Regions from separate parts of the Homo sapiens genome. Here region 2 is linked to region 1. Evidence: read pairs that join two places in POLR2A ChIA-PET (ENCODE). Cell type or tissue: A673. All regions are shown on one strand. Each heading gives the region's core, and the rest is flanking DNA. Links, peaks and the distances in the headings are about the cores only.

Region 1 (2,918 bases), core at 284-2,783:
ACACCTGTAATCCCAGCACTTTGGGAGGCCGAGGCAGGCGGATCACCTGGGGTCAGGAGTTTGAGACCAGCCTGGCCAATATGGTAAAACCCCATCTCTACTAAAAATACAAAAATTAGCCAGGCGTGGTGGCACACACCTGTAATCCCAGCTATTCGGGAGGCTAAGCCAGGAGAATTGCTTGAACCCAGCAAGCGGAGATTGGGTAAGCCAAGATCGCGCCACTGTACTCCAGCCTGGGCGACAGAGTGAAACTCTATCTCAAAAAATAAAATAAAATAAAATAAAGTAAATTTTAAAAGCCTAAGGTGAATACTTGATTTTATATAAGAATGATCACAAGATATGTGTAAGAAACTTTGTATCACTACTTATCTGTTCATTTTACTCAAAAACATTTATTGAGGGACTATATAGCAGGCACTGTAATAGTGCTAGAGATAAAAATATGGGTAAGATAGCTTTGCCCATAAAAACCTTACACAGTCAGTCATGCATTACTTAAAGATGGAGATACATTCTAAGAAAGGCATTGTTCGGCAATTTCATCATCATGCAAACATCATAGACTGCACTCACATAAATCTCAATGGTATAGCCTACTACGCACCTAAGCTATGTGGTATAGACTATTGCTTCAGGGCTACAAACCAGTACAGGATGTTACTGTACTGAATACTATAGGCAACTTTAAAACAATGGTGAGTATTGTGTATCTAAACATGGAAAATGCACAGTAAAAATACCGTATTATAATCTTATGGGTCCACCATCTTATTTGCAGTCCACTGTTCACCAAAATGCCATTATGCAGCACGCAACTATAGTCTGGTACTGAAATGATTAAAAAGTAATGTCCTAATAACAGAAGTATATATTAGGCACTCATATCTAATAACTAATCTCTAATGATGGCCCCAAGAAATCATACTTTCTTGTGTTCATGTCCTTACATAGATCTGTCCCATGATGAATCTGGGTTGTCCCTGTGTGAGCCCCTTGAACCAACAGATTGTGGCAGAGTGACATTGCACCAGTCTGAGACCTACACCTTAAGGATGCCTGGCAGCTCCTGCTTTTGTGTTCCTCGGAGTCATGAGCCACGAAGTCAAGCTACCCTGCTGGAGAGACCAGCTGAAGAAGCCTCTTGAAGAGGACCTGAGACTTAAGGCTCAGCCATCCCAGACTGTGAGTTAAACCTCCAGATGAGTCCAACCCCACCTGCTATCTGACTACAGCTACATAGACGACAAACCACCTAAGTGATTCCAGTCAACCCACACAACTGTAAAAGATAATAAAAGTTGTTTAAGTCACTACGCATTCCAGTGATTTGTTCCACAGCAACAGATAACCAAAACATGCTGTGAGAGATTAATTAGATGAGCCAGTGTGCAATTTTGCCTGTGGGTGGAATTTTTACAGAGGAAGTAAAGCCTGAAGATTATCTGAAGAGTAGTAATTAAGTGTGGAGCCCTGGCAGAAAGACTGAGGAGTACAAAGGTAAGGAGGCCTTAGAAGCAGGCACTAAAACAAGAAAAAGGCCATTAGTAATTAGGGTTGAAACACTGAGTGGATGGAGAGGAGATGAAGAAAGAGAGATCAAATCACAAAGGTTTCATGTACCTGCTAAAGTGTTTAAACATCCTGTAGGTAAAAAGAAGTCATTAAAAGATTCAGGGGAATTATATGACCATATACCAATATTGGAGAGATCACTGTTAACAGGATGAATGGAGAGAGTTAAGTCTAAACGCAGTAGTTTGGTTGAAGCAATGCAGAAAAAAATGGAGAGGCAGGTAAAATTTTCAGGAATGGTCTAAAATGGACAAGAAATGTGTAGAATGGAGTGAAACGAAACTACAATTTGGAGCTAGGCCCATGAAGTCATTTCCTAGCTGACCTACAGAATCATAAGCAAGAATAAATTATTGCTTTTTGGGGGTTGCTTTATTTATAGCATTAATATGGCAAAAGCTATTGCAGGGGGATAAGAAGTATGCCTGTCTCAAAGGATTTTCCTGAAATTTAAGTGAGATCACAAAGGGGCTTAGGAACAATCTATGGCACACAGTAAAAGTACTCATTAAATGTCAGATATTTTCATTAATAACATGTCCATCTGCATGGGTATAAAACATTACTTCACGATGGTCCAGTTGGAAATGAGGGTCTGGAGCTAAGTAGAGCTTTGGAGACACATGTGGGGGAATGAGTGCGTAAAGCTCTCACTTTGGTTGATGGGAGAAAGGATGAGAGCTGAGGACTGAATACTGAAGAACACTTACCTCGTGCCCCTTCCAGCCATCACGTCATTCTCTGTTCCCCTTTGCAACAAAACTCCTGAGAGGACTGTTTATACTGTCTCCAGCTCCTCACTTCCCATTTTCTGCCTAACCTACTCTAATCAGCTGAAATCACTCTTGGCAGGGTTATCGATAGCTTCCACCTTGTCAAGATTAAAAATCAACTCAAAGTCTTCATTATACCTGACTCTCAATAGCATTGAGCATAACTGACCACTTTCCACTTTCCATAGTTGACATTTCCCACTTCTTCTTTCTTGAAATGTTTTGACTTGACTTTCAGAATATAATGCTCCTTCTTTCTCTTCTAATTCCACTGACAGCTGCTTCTCAGTTTCATTTTATGCTTTTTCTCTGCTACATCTCTACATATTTGAAGATTCCAGAGCTCATCCTTGTACCTCTCTTCACAGTCTACATGCCTTCCTAGGTAATCTCACTTGATCTCTCGATTTAAATACCATTCACTCTTAACTTGCAAATTTATGTTCAGCAAGCTGTTCCCTCACCTCCAAATTCATATTTCTGTCTACTCTATGACACTACTTGGATGTCTTGGAAGTCCTCTTGGTTGTACCTTCAAAAATATATCCAGAATTTGACCATGTCTCA
Region 2 (2,918 bases), core at 103-2,602, 59 kb before region 1:
AAAGACAGTGTAATCAAGTCACTATAGACTGCCTAGCCAGTACTCACTTGAAATTAATGGGAGTGAGCAAAGCTAGAACCATGTCATTAGACAAATGTTACGGAGGCTGAATATTTTGTGTCTTGGGCACTAGGTCACTGGGTCTACTTCAGTATTTACAGGGGAATACCAGGGCCCAGATGATGAAAAGTACATTAACTGAGCTTCTACAGCAGGTCAAGGTGCCCAAGCCTTAGCTGTGATCTCTTAACAGTAGGAATAGTCCTGTGTGAGACAATTAAGTTGTGAGGCTGCTGTAGACTATCTTGTTTGCAGTGGGGAAAAGGGAATCGTGTTCTGGGAATACAGCCCCTGGGCCAGTTCCTACCTCCAACAGTAGTTTGTTTTGTTTTGTTTGTTTCTGTTTTTTTGTTGTTGTTATTGAGACAGAGCCTTGCTCTGTCACCCAGGCTGGAGTGCAGTGGTGTGATCCCGGCTCACTGCAGCTTCTGATTCCCGGGTTCAAGCAATTCTCCTGCTTCAGCCTCCCAAGTAGCTGAGATTACAGTCATGTACCACCACGCCCAGCTAATTTTTGTAATTTTTAGTAGAGGTGGGGTTTCACCATGGTGGCCAGGCTGGTCTTGAACTCCTGACCTCAGGTGATCCACCCACCTTGGCCTCCCAAAGTGCTGGGATTACAGGTGTGAGCCACCATGCCCGGCCCCAAAGTAGTTTTTGATGACAGAGTGTCCCCATATCTTCTTTGTTACAAGATACTGCTACGTTTCTCAAAGAAAAAAACTCACTAGGCAAAATGTTCCCACGTTTAAAATATCACCGTTTAAAATGAAGTAAATAGGTTATCGTAGTAGAAACTGGTGGTTCCTCTCCAGCATCCATTCCTCTCTTTGTAACTTTTCCCAATTTTATTCAGGTATCCAACTCTCTCTACTTCTTTGCTTCTGAGTATGCTGACCCCATTTCCACCTCTAGGATGGGCCTTAATTGGCCTGAAACAATTAGGGTAATTCTTTCTTCTATAGTTACTGCTTTAGGGAACTTGTGTTATAGAATGGCATTCCCTGATCACAGGGGCTGGCTTAGAAATTTCATGTGACTTGATTTGGGCTGATACAAGGGAAGGCTGACTGAAAGCTTCTGGAAAATACCAGAGCTCCTAGGAGTGGCCTTTTCTCCTACTGCAGGGGTTGATACGTGAATATGAAACCTGGTTGGCCTTTTGTCTACATGAAACAAGTGGGCCTGAGGATGAAACTGGCACTGCAGAAGATTCAGGGGAAGGAAAGAAAGCTGATTTTTTTTTTTCTTGAGACGGAGTCTGCCTCTGCAGCCCACGCTGGAGCGCAGTTCGCAGTTGTGCGATCTTGGCTCACTGCAACCTCTGCCTCCAGGGTCCCGGTTCACAAGCAATTCTCCTGCCTCAGCCTCCCGAGTAGCTGGGATTACAAGCATCTGCCACTATGCCCAGGTAACTTTTGTATTTTTAGTAGAGACGGGGTTTCACCATGTTGGCCAGGGTGATCTTGAACTCCTGACCTCGTGATCTGCCTGCCTCGGCCTCCCAAAGCGCTGGAATTACAGGCGTAAGCCAACACGCCTGACCAAAAGTTGATCCTTTTTTTTTTTTTTTTTTTTTGAGATGGAGTTTCGCTCCTTTTGCCCAGGCTAGAGTGCAATGGCACGATCTCAGCTCACCGCAACCTCCAACTCCCGGGTTCAAGCGATTCTCCTACCTCAGCCTCCCGAGTAGCTGCAATTACAGGCATGTGCCACCACGCCCAGCTAATTTTTTGTATTTTTAGTAGAGATGGGGTTTCTCCATGTTGGTCAGGCTGGTCTCGAATTCCCGACCTCAGGTGATCCACCTGCCTTGGCCTCCCAAAGTGCTGGGATTACAGGTGTGAGCTACCATGCCCGGCCAGGAAAGTTGATCTTTTATGATATCATTTTATGACATTCTAACAGTGATCCATGTAAAATCCACAAGTAAAACGGCTTTACAGCACACATGGCAATGGTCTTGAGAAAGAGTGGGAAAAGCTCTTAAGACCATGTAAAACAGAAGCACATTTGCAGGCAGTATATGGCACAGTTTAGAAGACAAAGCAGCTGGGCTTAAACCAAGCTCTGCCATTAATGTGCACTGTGATCTCACATAAGCCACCTTTTCTTGCCCTTGATACCTATTTGGTACAAGTTAAGAGTTGTACTAGACGAGTAGCTTCTCTTTCACTGTCTGGGATTTTTTCTTTCTTTTTGAGACGGAGTCTCACTCTTGTCGCCGAGGCTGGAGTGCAGTGGCACCGTGTGGGCTCACTGCAACTTCCGTCTCCTGGGTTCAAGCAATTCTCCTGCCTCAGCCTCCCGAGTAGCTGAGATTACAGGCACCCACCACCATGCCTGGCTAGTTTTTATATTTTTAGTAGAGATGGGGTTTTACTATGTTGGCCGGGCTGGTCTCAAACTCCTAACCTCAGGTGATCCACCCGCCTCGACCTCCCAAAGTGCTGGGATTACAGGCATGAGCCACCACACCCGGCCTGGACTTCTTATATATGAGGTCTTATATATAATCTTACATATAAATATATATATCTATGTATAAAATCTATCTATGTATATCTATCTATCTATAAAGAAAGAGACAGAGACAGATACAGGGTCTCACTTCGTTGCCCAGGCTGGTCTCAAACTCCTGGGCTCAAGTGTTCCTCCTGCCTCAACCTTCCAAAGCGCTGGGATTACAGGCGTGAGCCACCAAGCCCAGCTACCATCAGCAATTTTTATTATTGTTCTTCCTTGTGGATTTTGTTTTTAATGATTTGGTCCATCAATACATCTTTCTCATGTACTTGCTGGACAAAGCGCACAACTGCAGATCAGCTCTCCTGATCAGCAAAGGAAATTAATTTTAT

Evidence for each region. Peaks named below come from ENCODE experiments on the same cell type or tissue, not always from the same donor. Only the 100,000 strongest peaks of a DNase experiment are listed, where the experiment ranks them.
Region 2: POLR2A ChIA-PET joins it to region 1 with 10 read pairs; 22 of 35 experiments call an interaction of 5 or more read pairs at or near these places.

What each region holds. Positions count from the first base shown.
Region 1 is chr15:83,060,530-83,063,447 of GRCh38, forward strand. All of the region lies in intron 1 of BTBD1 (BTB domain containing 1), which reads right to left. LOC124903542 (a long non-coding RNA gene) reads left to right here. Exons shown (of 2, transcript XR_007064742.1): 2 at 958-1,316. Among named protein-coding and RNA genes, the nearest start is that of BTBD1, 5.3 kb to the right of the region's middle. In A673, for the core only: no CTCF peak of the experiment used is centred there; a DNase peak (open chromatin) is centred at 1,392; H3K4me3 peaks cover 1,124 bases; H3K27ac peaks cover 1,426 bases.
Region 2 is chr15:83,001,504-83,004,421 of GRCh38, forward strand. C15orf40 (chromosome 15 open reading frame 40) reads right to left here. Exons shown (of 4, transcript NM_144597.3): 4 at 1-2,918. Among named protein-coding and RNA genes, the nearest start is that of C15orf40, 8.7 kb to the right of the region's middle. In A673, for the core only: no CTCF peak of the experiment used is centred there; no DNase peak of the experiment used is centred there.